2 separate regions of the Homo sapiens genome follow, and region 2 is linked to region 1. The links are chromatin contacts, found by Hi-C or POLR2A ChIA-PET in ENCODE. All regions are on one chromosome and are shown on one strand. The core of a region is the stretch at or near the end of the contact, and the rest is flanking DNA. Distances in the headings are between cores, read along the strand shown.

Region 1 (6,643 bases), core at 558-3,057:
CTTGCATTTGAATGGCTTCACGGGCGAGTGTACAATCATGTGGGTCTTGAGAGTCTGCTTCTGTACAAAGGTCTTGAAGCAGATGTGGCACTGGTAGGGCCGGACGCTGGTGTGGATCAGCATGTGCCGCTTCATGTTCGCCTGTAGGGTGAACTCCCGGCCACACACCTCGCACTTGAACTCCTTCACGCCCTGTGGGGTGGGGGGTGATGGTCAGGGCCACACAATGGGCACAGCCTCTGGCAGTGACCCTTTGTGGGGAGCCGGGTAGGGGCAGGGCCATAGCATCACAAAGGCACACTTTCTGGGAAATGTCTCTTTTTGAGGGTATTCCAAAATAGGTAACACTTGTTTAAAACCACCGAAGAATGTGGGGGCAGAGCCACTTACTCCAGGAAGCCTTTCAGTAATAGAAATAGGCTGTGCTTTACTGTAACGATCCAGATACCTGCTGTCTCCTGCCCCCAGGGTGGATGTGTACATAAGGTCTGTACTAGTGCACTAAGGCAAATGTGTGCTCATTCATTCATTCATTCAACAACCATTTACCGGGCACCTGCTCCAAGCCAGTACCACACTAGGCGGCAGGGGTCTGTCGCCAAGAAGACACAGGGTCTGCCCGCTGTCTGTGGACTATTTCATCAGATCAAGGACACGTGTATGTGTTTTTATCCTCCATGCTGTCTCTTGGTGGCCTTTTTGGTTCAGACCCTTTTGATAATATGATTGAAGCTATGGACACCCCCCCAAAAATGGCACTTAGGTCTATGTAGAATTTCGAAGGGTCTCAAACTCCCAGAGCCTATCCACTCATCTCTTGAAAGTGTTTTCCTAATTTCCCTGGTGATAACAGCCACCTGTAGTTCTCATCCAACATACAGCCTTGCAGGCCGCTCCCTGGAGGGTCTAATTCATGGGGCCTGGGATGGGCCCAGGAATTTTTATTCTCAACAGGGCCCCCAGATGATTCTTATCATTGATGGACTTTGGGCTATTCACCCCCAGGAGACATGGATTCCAGGAGAAAACCCACTGGTTTGGACTGTGAACTTTCTTTTCTACGGTTTGGAGGTCACTCCCAGAGCAGGACAGGGTGTTGTGTGCAAAGGGGTCCAATTTATTATCCATGGAGGAAAATTAGGATAAAAGCTGGGAGCTGGGCTGGGCACGGTGGCTCACACCTGTAATCCCAGCATTTTGGGAGGCTGAGGCAAGAGGATCACCTGAGGCCAGGAACTCAAGACTAGTGTGGACAACATAGCAAGACCCTATCTCTAAAATTTGAAAAAGGCCGGGCACGGTGGCTCATGCCTGTAATCCCAGCACTTTGGGAGGCTAAGGTGGGCAGATCACAAGGTCAGGAGTTCGAGACCAGGCTGGCCAACATGGTGAAACCCTATCTCTACTAAAAATACAATAATTAGCTGAGCGTGGTATGCGCCTGTAATCCCAGCTACTCAGGAGGCTGAGGCAGTAGAATTGCTTAAACCCAGGAGGCGGAGGTTGCAGTGAGCTGAGATCACACCACTGCACTCCAGCTTGGGTGACAGAGTAAGCCTCCGTCTCAAAAAAAAAAAAAAAAAGAGTAAAAATAAATAAATAAAAGAAATTTTTTTTAAGTTGGGAGCTGTTTTCTTTTTGATGAGTTAGTAATTTAGTAGGAACCCAGTGGGACATGTGTCTGTGGTCACAGCTGCTGTCTTAACTGCTTGTTTGGTATAAAAACTTTGTATTATAACTTAATGGTTCCCGTGTCTATGTCTCTTAGCAGCAGGGACTGTGTCTTGTGCTGTATACCCCCTCCTGACACATCGCAGATGTGTATGACCACCAGGGGGCCCTGCCATTCAGGAGTTTCTTTTATAAACACATGATGTGCACATTGTACAAATTTAGGCTGATAATAGGGACATTTCCAGTTTTATTAGCCTTTGGTTTTTGCTTTCAGCTTTTCTTCACAGTATTAACACTCTGTGGACTTGGGATTTTTTTTTTTTTTTTAAGACAGAGTCTTGCTTTTGTTGCCCAGGCTAGAGTACAGCGGCACGGTCTTGGCTCACTGCAACCTCTGCCTCCCGGGTTCAAGCAATTCTCCTGCCTCAGCCTCCCGAGTAGCTGGGACTACAGGCGCCCACCACCACGCCCAACTAATTTTTGTATTTTTAGTAGAGACGGGGCTTCACCATGTTGGCCAGGTTGGCCTCGAACTCCTGACCTTGTGATCTGCCCGCCTCGGCCTCCTAAAGTGCTGGGATTACAGGCGTGAGCCACTGTGCCAGGCCCTGGACTTGGGATTTTTAAGTCCCCCAGTAGAGGAGAAAGATGGCAAATATATAGCATATATGCTGTCACCCTGCACAATCACTCCTTGCAGACATTAACAATCCATCATAGGGTTTTATTGCCAAGCCTAGATTCAGTTTCAGAATCCTTTTCTCTTTTTGGAGACAGAGTCTTGCTCTGTTGCCCAGACTGGAGTGCAGTGGCGCAATCACAGCTCACTGCAGCCTTGACCTCCTGGGCTCAAGCAATCCTCCTGCTTCAGTCTCATGTGTAGCTGGACCACAGGTGTGTGCCACCATGCCTGGCTAATTTTTTGATTTTTTTCTTTTTTTTGAGATAGAGTCTTGCTCTGTCACCTGGGCTGGAGCACAGTGGTGTGATCTCGGCTCACTGGAATCTCTGCCTCCTGGGTTCAAGCTGGGACTACAGGTGCACACCACCACACTCAGCTATTTTTAAAAAATATTTTTAGTAGAGCCAGGGTTTCACTATGTTAGCCAGGCTGGTCTCAAACTCCTGGGCTCAAGTGATTCTCCTGCCTCAGCCTCCCAAAGTGTTGGGATTACTGTTAGCCATTGCATCCAGCCCAGAATTCTTCCTTTTTTTTTTTCTTAAAAAAAAAAAAATGTCTTGCTATGTTGCCCAGGCTAGAGTGCAGTGGCTATTAATAGGAGCAATCATAGCCTCAAACTCCTGGGTTCAAGCAAACTTCCCACCTCAGCCTCCTGAGTAACTGGGACTACAGGTGTGCAGCACCATGCCTGGCTAGACTCTTTCTTGACATTACATTTTAGGCAGCTACTAGCAGTTGACTGCAGGAGCCTCTGCAATGAAACCTACAAATTGCTGGTTTCTAGGCCTGGCAGGGTATTAACAGCTCCCCAACTCCCTATAGTGTCTACCGTGAGAGACAGGGTCACAAGTTTGACCTGGAGTATCACTCATAGGCCACCGTTATGGGGAGAGGAAGCTCTATGTACATTCAGCTTTGAAGGGTAAAGTTGGTGGGATTTCGGTGGAAACCATGGGGCAGCCAAGTACCAGAGTGGGATTGTGGGACCCAAGGGGCCTCATTCCACCTACCCGGATATGAGGGCCTCTCAGAGGAGGTGATATTGGCTGAAAAGCGGGGAGGCTGGTGGCTGAAGGCGGGGAATGGAGGGCAGGGGAGTACGGGTCAAGGCTGGGTTTAGGGACATGGTAGATTAGAAAGTGCTGCTCAATTTCTGCCTTCCCGAGCCACTGTGCCTAGTTTAGCCATATTCTAGAACTACCTGTACTTTTCCATAACAAATATTTTTCCTTACATCTTCTCTGCTTTGAAAATTAAATATATTTAGCCTGTTCTTAAAGGGAAGTCACAGGTTTTGATTTGCTTTTGTAATGACAAGGAACAAAGGACACCCTCTGTACTTCTGACCACTGAGCCAGGACGCCTCCCTGTTGCATCCTGGCCTCTCTCTGGCCTCTGTCCTCCCATCTAGAAAATAGGGAGGGTAAGATACTTCAGTGATCCTCAAACTGTGTTCCTTGGGTCTTGCAGGGGTTATAAAAATGATTTTTTTTTTTTGGAGACAGGGTCTCAGTCTGGTTGCCCAGGCTGAAGTGCAGTATCGTGATTTCAGCTCACTGCAACCTCAGCCTCTCAGGCTCAGGTGTTCCTCCCACCTTAGCCTTCCAAGTAGCTGGGACTATAGGTGTATGCCACCACACCCGGCTAATGTTTAAATTTTTTTTTTTTTTTTTTTTTTGAGATGGAGTTTTGCTCCTGTTGCCCAGGCTGGAGTGCAATGGTGTGGTCTCGGCTGACTGCAACCTCTGCCTCCCGGGTTGAAGCAATTCTCTTGCCTCAGCCTCCCAAGTAGCTGGGATTACAGGCATCCACCACCACACCCAGCTAATTTTTGTATTTTTAGTAGAGACAGGGTTTCACCACATTGGCAAGGCTGGTCTTGAACTCCTGACCTCAGGTGATCTGCCCGCCTTGGCCTCGCAAAGTGCTGGGATTACAGGCATGAGCCATCACGCCTAGCCATGTTTAAATTTTTTTGTAGCGATGGGGTCTCATTATTTTGCCCAGGCTGGTCTCAAACCCCAGGACTCAAGCAATCTGCCTGCCTTGGCCTCCCAAAGCGCTGGGATTACAGGCATGAGCCATTGTGCCTGGCCAAATACATGTTTTTGAATGCATAAAGCTTTACTACTTAAAAAACTAATTTCAATTAGTTTCTAATACTAATTGATTTCTAATACTCATCAAAATAAGTACGTAACGATAAAACTAGGAGACCACCTAAATGGTCCCATCTGGGACTTTGGAAAGTACTGGATGAAAAAGTGGCAGGAGGGGCAGGCAGATGCCCAGGCCCTGGGAACGGCCTTACCTTGTGGGTGAGGGAGTGCTGCTTGAGGTGGTGAATCTGGCTGAACTCCATGCCGCATTCAGTGCACACGAAGGGTCGCACGTTCTGGTGCTTGAGCATGTGGTTCTGCAACTGGCTGCGGTAGTGGAAGGACTTGTCACACTCGAGGCACTGGTAGAGGGTGGGGCCCTGGTGGGAGGCCAGGTGGCGCTTGAGCTGGGTCAGGGTGGAGAAGTCCAGGCCGCACTCGACGCAGACATGGCAGCGGCCACTCTCATGCTTCACTTCGTGGGCCTTGAGCTCGCTGGGGTAGGCGAAGCCGCGGCCGCAGAAGTGGCAGCTGTAGGGCTTGACCTCCGAGTGCAGCAGCATGTGGCGCTTGAGGTGGCTGGTCTGCGTGAAGGCCTTGTGGCATACCTGGCACTTGTGGGGCCGGGTGCCCTGGTGCGTCAGCAGGTGCGTCTGCAGGTGGCTGGGCTGCTTGAAGAGCTTGCTGCAGTGTGGGCACGAGTGTGGCTTGATGCCGTTGTGGCCCAGGATGTGCGTCACCAGGTTGTACTTGGACGTGTAGGACTTCTCGCACATGCGGCACTGCCAGCGCTTCTGGCGGTCGCCCGCCTCCACCAGATAGGAGTCGTCAATCTGCACGTTGATGTCCAGCCGATCCAGCTGGGCCTTCTTGTGGCGTTCCACGGTCGAACCCGCCGTGTCAGCCTCGAACTCACTGGCCTCCTGCCACACGAAGCCCTGTTCCGGCTTGACAGGCTCCGGGGACTCCATGCTGGGGGCCTCGGGGTCACTCAGGGGGGCCAGGTGGGGTGGCTCGAACCCACACTCTGTGGGCAAGGCCTCTGGCCCAGGCAGCGCCATGCTGGGCTCGGGGAAGCCATCCCGGGCCGGGGCCGGGAAGTGAGGGTCATATGGGGCCACGTTCAGCTCCGGCCTCGGGGTTCGGGGCAGATGCCGGAGCGTCCGGGGCTTGCGGCTGAAGGCGCTGAGGTCGATCATCTTGACGGCGCTGCTCTGCACCAGGGCGTCGCAGCCGCCACTGGCCGCCTCGGCGGGGGCTTCTGCTGGCCCTGCGTCCTTGTCGTCACCTGGCACAGAAACCTCATAGACCTCCTGTTCCTCCTCCTCCACCTTCTCGAACTTGACCTTGGGCACCAACCGCACAGGTGGCCGCGTCTTCCGCCGGGTGTGCTTCTCACAGGCTGCCTCCACCTCCAGCACCTCCTCCTCCGCCGGCTCCTCCAAGGCCCTCCCGTTGCAGGCCAGCTGGTAGACGTCGGGGCCTGGTGGCTCGGGCTCTCCCATGGCTGCCCCTGAAAGCTCGGGCCCCAGGTCCGGGTAGAAGGCCTCGGCGCTTATGGTAGCTCCAAAGAGCTCATTTTCGGAGACCAGGCCAAGCACGGCGGCCTGAGCCAAGGACAGCACCACCACGGCGTCCGTCTGTGTCCCTGAGTCCATGAAGCCCTCCATCCCGTGACGGCTAGCTAGGAGGGCATCGCTGTGGGTGGAGAAGGGAAGGTTAATATTGCTGGCTCACTCCTGCACAGACAGACAACAGACACAGCACAGACAAGGGCTTGGCTGATTTTGGGTGTGTCTGGCTCTGATGTCTTTTCTACTCCTGGCCTTGGGAACAGGGCACACTTGTTATTATAGGGAGCAGTGATTCCTGCTGTGTATCTGACCATCTCCTCCATCTCCCTGGGAGATCCTGGGGTAAGCTCTGCCCCCTTGCTGGCCTCAGTCTTCCCATCTGTACAACAGGGAGGTGGGATTTCCTCAATTGTTCTCAAATTGTGTTCTACAGGTCCTTCAAGAATTCCTTAAAAAGACCGGGCATGGTGGCTCACATCTGTAATCCCAGCACTTTGGGAAGCCAAGATGGGCAGATCACCTGAGGTCAGCAGGAGTTTGAGACCAGCCTGGCCAACATGGTGAAATCCTGTCTCTACTAAAAATACAAAATTAGCTGGGCGTGGTGGCCGGCA
Region 2 (6,643 bases), core at 1,163-3,662, 78 kb before region 1:
TGTGCCCAAAGATTTGATCCACCAGCAACCCCGGCACAAGGGGCCTGTTCTCCAGAGCACCAGCAGGAACAGGTGTAGCTGGAGGGCAAGGATGTTACTGGAAGCAGTTTGGACAAACCCAAAAAAGGTCCCTCACTATCACAGCAGTGTTCTTTGGGGAAGAAGGTAGAAATGAGGAATGAAGGGTATATTTTCACTTTTACTTTATACACTTAAAAAAAAAAAAAAAAACAGGGCCAGGTGCGGTGGCTCATGCTTGTAATCCCAGCACATTGGGAGGCCGAGGTGTGAGGCTTGCTTGAGCTCAGGAGCTCAAGACCAGCCTGGGAAACATAGTGAGACTCTGTCTCTACAAAAAAATTTTAAAAATTAGCTAGGCATGGTGCATGGTGGTGCACACCTGTAGTCCAGGTACTTGGAGGCTGAGGCCAAAGAATTGTCTGAGCCCAGGAGCTTAAGGCTTCCATGAGCTGTGACTGTGCCACTGCACTCCAGTCTGGGTGGCAGAGTAGGTCTTGTCTCAAAACAAAAATAATCAAAATAAATAAATATAAATAAAAACAAAAAAACAAGATTTTTGCAGAGATTCTTGTCTTAGTTTTTCCATTTCTGATGTTCCCATATTTTCTACAGGGAGCATATGTTGCTTTTGTAATCACAGAAGTGTAAGATAGTGGTATGGACTGAATTATGTTCACCAAGAAGTTCTAGCTTCATATGTATTTGTAGGTAAAGTCTTTAAAGAGGTAATTAAGTTAAAATGAGGTCCTTAGGGTGGGCCCTAATCCAGTAGGATGGCTGTCCTTATAAGAAGAGAAGATTAGGCAGGGCCAGGCACGGTGGCTCATGCCTGTAATCCCAGGACTTTGGGAGGCTGAGGCGGGCGGATCACTTGAGATCAGGAGTTGAGACCAGACTGACCACCTGGTGAAACCCCGTCTCTATTAAAAATTCAAAATTAGCCGGGTGTAGTGGTGCATGCCTGTAATCCCAGCTACTTGGGAGACTAAGGGAGGAGAATCGCTTGAACCCGGGAGGCAGAGGTTGCAGTGCGCCGAGATCACGCCATTACACTCCAGCCTGGGCAACAAGAGCAAAACTCTGCCTCAAAAAAATAAAAGGGAAGAGAAGATTAGGACACAGACATGCAAGAGGGAAAAATGTGAGGACACAAGGAGAAAATGGCCATCTGCAAGCCAAAGAGAGACACCTCAGAATAAATCAGCTCTGCAGACACCTTGATTGTGAACTTCTGGACTCTAGAATTGTAAGAAGCTAAATGTCTACGGTTTAAGCCACCCAGTCTGTGGAACTTTTGTTATGGCAGCCTACCAAATTTGTTTGCAAATTACATTGCAAACAAATGCAATGGTCAGGAGTTTGGGACCAGCCTGGCCAACATGGTGAAACGCCCGCCTCGGCCTCCCAAAGTGCTGGGATTATAGGCACGAGCCACCGCGCCCGGCTGTCGGTCACTTTTTGGTGCGTGGCTAGAATTTGAGCTTCAGTCTGTGAGTCAGGGACCAAGCAGAGGATCCCACAAAGCAAAGAGTGAGGTGTCTCTCCTGCAAGCTGCCACCACCGCAGTCACACCAACAGGCTCAGAAAGCCCTGAGAGCAGTTCTCAGTGAGGAGTGGTGCCCAATAGAAAGCCTATATCCCCTGTTGGTGACAGTGGGGAAGAGAAAGGCCGGAGTCAGGGAAGTGGTGGCTCTTGGCCAGAAGAATATTCCAAAGAGCAGACGGCAGAACGTTCCATTTGGTGGCCCCTTGGGGCCCACCATATACCCAGGTGTTCTGACCCTGTTGTGGGTTCCAGACCCCTTTGGAAATCCAATGAGAATAAGGAACCACCCCCTAGAAAGACACAAACACACACACACACACACACACACACACATAGATTTGGACACTAATTCAGGGAGTTTGTGTCCTCCTTGAGCCAACATTCAGGTTCTCTAATTTCAAACCTCTGCTCTACTGAGAACCATAAAAAAGCAGTTTATGGAACTGTTCGACCTGGCTCCTGCCAGTGCAAAAACTGTTCACTGAGCAGAAGACGAGATGGGACTGAAAGGTAAACAGTCAGATGTAAACAAAGAGAAAGCCAGGAACCTTTACACAAACATTCCCGCAAAGCAGGAGGCTGCAGGCTCCATGTGGCTCTGAACACAGCTTTTCTGATAGCAGAGACTGAATTGGGCACAGAACATCTGCTTTGCGTAATGTGCTCTTTGCAGAGGCAGGCAACAGAACCTGTGGCCCCAGAAATGTTTCCCCTTGAGCTGAAGCTTATCAGAGAACAGAAAGATAGGTGGAACCACGTTCCAGTGTAGATGAAACTGACCAATATGATAAGAAAATGAAACTGTGAACATGTATGAGTAAGCCCCAGGGTTTTGTGTGGCCATCTTCAGGGACTCTTGTAGGCAGTGACGACATGGTAGGCTTGGGAAGCTCTCTGGGCTCACTCCTACATTCTCTGAACACTAGACTGTAAGTAGTAGAGAAGTAAGGGCTCTTGCCTATATATTGGATTATTGTTTTCTTTCTTTCTTTCTTCCCTCCTTCCTTCCTTCCTTCCTCTCTCTCTCTTTCTTTCTTTCTTTCTTTTTGAGATAGAGTCTTGCTCTGTCACCCAGGCTGGAGTGCAGTGGCGCAATCTTGGCTTGCTGCAACCTCCGCCTCCAGGGTTCAAGCAGATTCTCCTGCTTCAGCCTCCCAAGTAGCTGAGACTACAGGCACGCACCACCACACCTGGCTAATTTTTGTATTTTTAGTAGAGATGGGGTTTCACCATGTTGGCCAGGCTGGTCTTGAACTCCTGACCTCAAGTGGTCTGCCTGCCTCGGCCTCCCAAAGTGCCGGGATTACAGGTGTGAGCCACTGCACCCAGCTGCAAGCAGCTTTTTGATGACCTCCTATGGGAGATGAGATTTGTGAAGCTGACAGCATAGCACAGTTGTTAGGACACCAGACTGTGGACCCTCAGTTGGCTGACCTTGGTGGCTCAGATTCCAGCTCAGCCCTTTTCTTTCTGGGTAGCAATGGGCAAAGTGCTGAAGCACTTTCTGTGTAAATTTTCTCATCTGTAAAATGAGGATAACAAAAGCACAGTTGTGAGGACTAACACAGCTAAAGCACTTAGACAGCTGCATCTAATAGTGTAGCCATCAGCCACAGTACCTACTGAGCACTTGAAATGTGGCTTGTCTATCCCAGCTACTTGGGAGGCTGAGGCAAGGAGAATTGCTTGAACCTGGGAGGCGGAGGTTGCAGTGAGCTGAGATCGTAACAATGCGAGACTCCATCTCAAAAAAAAAAAAGAAAAAGTAAAACAAAAAGAAAACGTGGTTTGTCTAAACTGAGATGTACCCTGCGTGGTGCTCGCGCCTGTAATCCCAACACTTTGGGAGGCTGAGTCGGGAGGCCAGGCACAGTGGCTCACACCTGTAATCCCAACAGTTTGAGAAGCTGAGGCGGGAGGATCGCTTGAGCCCAGGAGTTTGTGACCAGCCTGGACAACATGGTGAGACCCTGTCTCTACAAAAAAAAAAAAAAAAATTTAAAAATTAGCCTGGTGTGGTGGCATGTGCCTGTAGTCTCAGCTACTCGGGAGGCTGAGGAAGGAGGACTGCTTGAGTTTAGAAGGTCAAAGCTGCAGTGAGCCATGATTGTGCCACTGCACTCCAGCCAGGGTGACAGAGTGAGACCCTGTCTCAAAAAAACAAAACAAACAAAAAAACCCTGAAATGTGATGTATGCATAAATTCACATCGGATTTTGAAGACTTCATACAAAAAAGGCCAGGTGCAATAGCTCATACCTGTAATCCCAGCACTTTGGGAGGCTGAGGTGGGTGGATTGTTTGAGTCCAGGAGTTTGAGACCAGCCTGGGCAACATCGTGAAACCCCATCTTTACAAAAAATACAAAACATTATCAGGGCCTGGTGGTACGCGCCTATAGTCCCAACTACTCGGGAGGCTGAGGTGGAAGGATCACCTGAGCCTAGGGGAGGTCAAGGATGTAGTGAGTTGTGATCGTGCCACACTCCAGTCTAGGCAACAGAGTGAGACCCTGTCTCAAAAAAAAGTAAAATAACTCCCTAATTATTGATTATATTGGGTTACATAGAATATATTGTAATACATAGAATATATTATTTGTTTGTTTGTTTTTGAGATGGAGTCTCACTCTGTTGCCCAGGCTGGAGTGTAGTGGCACCATCTCGGCTCACTGCAACCTCCACCTCCAGGCTGGAGTGTAGTGGCACCATCTCGGCTCACTGCAACCTCCACCTCCAGGCTTCAACCGGTTCTTCTGCCTCAGCCTCCTGAGTAGCTGGGATTACAGGCGTATGCCATCACGCCTGGCTAATTTTTGTATTTTTGGTAGAGACGGGCTTTCCCCATATTGGCCAGGCTGGTCTTGAACTTCTGACCTCAAGTGATCTGCCTGCCTCAGCCTCCCAAACTGCTGGGAGGACAGGAGTGAGCCACCACACTCAGTCTAAATAGAATATATTATTACAATTAATTTCACCAGTGGGTTTTTTGTTTTTACTTTTAAAAATGCAGCTACTAGAGTTTTTAAAACTACGCTCTTTTCTGCCATGGTGAAAAGTAAATTAATAAATTAAAAAACAACTACTAGGCCAGGCGCAGTGGCTCACGCCTGTAATCCTAGCACTTTGGGAGGCCGAGGCGGGCGGATCACCTGAGGTCTGGAGTTTGAGACCAGCCTGACCAACATGGAGAAACCCCATCTCCACTAAAAATACAAAATTAGCCGGGCATGGTGGCACATGCCTGTAATCCCAGCTACTCGGGAGGCTGAGGCAGGAGAGTCACTTGAACCCGGGAGGCGGAGGTTGCGGTGAGCCAAGATCACACTATTGCACTCCAGCCTGGGCAACAAGAGTGAAACTCCATCTCAAAAAAAACCCAAAAACAAACATTAACAACAACAACAAAACTACCTATGTGGCTTGCATTATGTGTTTATTGGACAGCAGCTGCTTAGAACAAGCCTGGTGTGGAGTAAGTCAGTGTAATTGTTAGCTGCTGTCAGTGTTCAGTGCCTGACACGTGGTAAGGGCTTATTGAAGAGCAGTTTTTTGGTTTTTGTTTTGTTTTGAAATGGAGTCTAGTTCTTTCACCCAGGCTGGAGTGCGGTGGTGCGATCTCAGCTCACTGCAACCTCCGCCTCCCAGGTTCAAGTGATTCTCATGCCTCAGCCTCCTGAGTAGCTGGGATTACAGGTGCTCCCCACCATGCCTGGCTAATTTTTGTATTTTTAGTAGAGACCGGGTTTCACCATGTTGGCCAGGCTGGTCTCAAACTACTGAACTCAGGCAATCTGCCTGCCTTAAACTCCCAAAGTGCTAGGATTATGAGCATGAGCAACCATGCCTGGCCTGTTTTTTTTTTTTTTCTTTTTTTGTGACAGGGTCTCACTTTGTCGTCCAGGCTGAATGAGTGTAGTGGTGTGATGTCAGCTCACTGCAGCCTAGATGTTCTGGGCTCACACAGTCCTCTCACCTCAGCCTTCTGAATAGCTCTGACTATAGGCATACACCACCATGTCCTGCTAAGTTTTCTACTTTTTTAGAGACGGGGTCTTGCTATGTTGCCCAGGCTGGTCGCAAACTCCTAGGCTCAAGCGATCCTCCTGCCTCAACTTCCCAAAGTGTTGGGATTACAGGTGGAGAGCCACTGTGCCTGGCCTTGAATGGCAGTTTTGAAGACTTCTCTCCATCCCCTCTCTTGCCTCTCTGCCTTGGCAATCCAACCTGGAAAGCATTGTCTGTTTCCTTCCCAGCTTGTCCTATTCACCGGCAGTGAGAGCCCTGTCTTTCCTTTGATCCTCCCAACTCCCAGTGCCTCTCCAGGGGTGCTGAGCCCCCCAGTGGATTTCCATGCTGGTGGGACTTTCTGGGTGTCCAGTTTCCCATCACCTCCCCTCTCCCACCAGCTCTGGGCCCGAGTACCTCTGCGTTCCCCCGGAGTCCACCCACCTGGGGTGTTGTGATCACTCTTTGCCATCGTCACTCTCGGGTTTTCTCCTTAGGCCCTGCTCTTCTGAGGCTTGATCTGTGATGCCGGGAGAGGTGGGACGCTGCCAGAAGGGGCTACTGGCAGGCTGCCAAGAGGCTGCCCACAGAGGCCTTTGCCCTGACAAATTCACCCCTGGGGCCCTGGGTCTGCCCTCCGCCTGGCAGCTGGTGGAGAGGAGAGCCAGGTCCCAGCTGTGGACTCAGACTAATCAATTGCTCAGGAGGCCAATATATACACCAGGTGGTAAGTTTCCAATGCATTTAGCAGGGTGAGACCGGTTTTTGTTTAGGAAAATATCTTGATAGCCACTTTTGTTGAGGAAGGGGAGGTGCTAAGGACATAGTTGAAGGAAGATGTTTAAACACAGGAGGAATCAAACGGCTTTACAGAGAACGTTAACCGGAACTTGGGGGCGAGGGACCCCAAAAGAGAAGAAGAAATGGAAAGATGGTCATAGAAATGAAGGGTGAAGGAGGGAGGAGGGAGGGAGAAAACAAAATGGCAAGGGCAGAGCCTGGGAGGTATGTGTCCACTGAGAATTTCACAGTGGCGGGGAGACCAAAGGGCTTTTTTTTTTTTTTTGAG

The links. A loop is a pair of places that touch in the nucleus more often than their neighbours do. ChIA-PET counts read pairs that join two places held with the same protein, here RNA polymerase II (POLR2A). Pooled maps may share reads with other maps.
Region 2: a loop to region 1 is called in a pooled map, with 2.6 times the contacts of the local background. The contact joins two enhancer-like sites. A Hi-C loop is called at or near these places in 6 of 50 pooled maps. POLR2A ChIA-PET finds 5 or more read pairs at or near these places in 5 of 52 experiments (Panc1, WTC11, activated CD8-positive, alpha-beta memory T cell and 1 more).

Annotation. Positions count from the first base shown.
Region 1 is chr15:90,066,620-90,073,262 of GRCh38, reverse strand. ZNF710 (zinc finger protein 710) reads right to left here. Exons shown (of 5, transcript NM_198526.4): 2 at 4,668-6,153; 3 at 1-192. The coding sequence starts at 6,125. Among named protein-coding and RNA genes, the nearest start is that of ZNF710-AS1, 12 kb to the left of the region's middle. Within about 2 kb of position 1,807, at least 11 of the 41 ENCODE cell types and tissues checked have a DNase peak (open chromatin) inside an H3K27ac peak, as active enhancers do.
Region 2 is chr15:90,144,985-90,151,627 of GRCh38, reverse strand. No RefSeq gene overlaps it. Among named protein-coding and RNA genes, the nearest start is that of IDH2, 46 kb to the right of the region's middle. RefSeq lists an enhancer at 2,230-2,439. Within about 2 kb of position 2,412, at least 5 of the 41 ENCODE cell types and tissues checked have a DNase peak (open chromatin) inside an H3K27ac peak, as active enhancers do.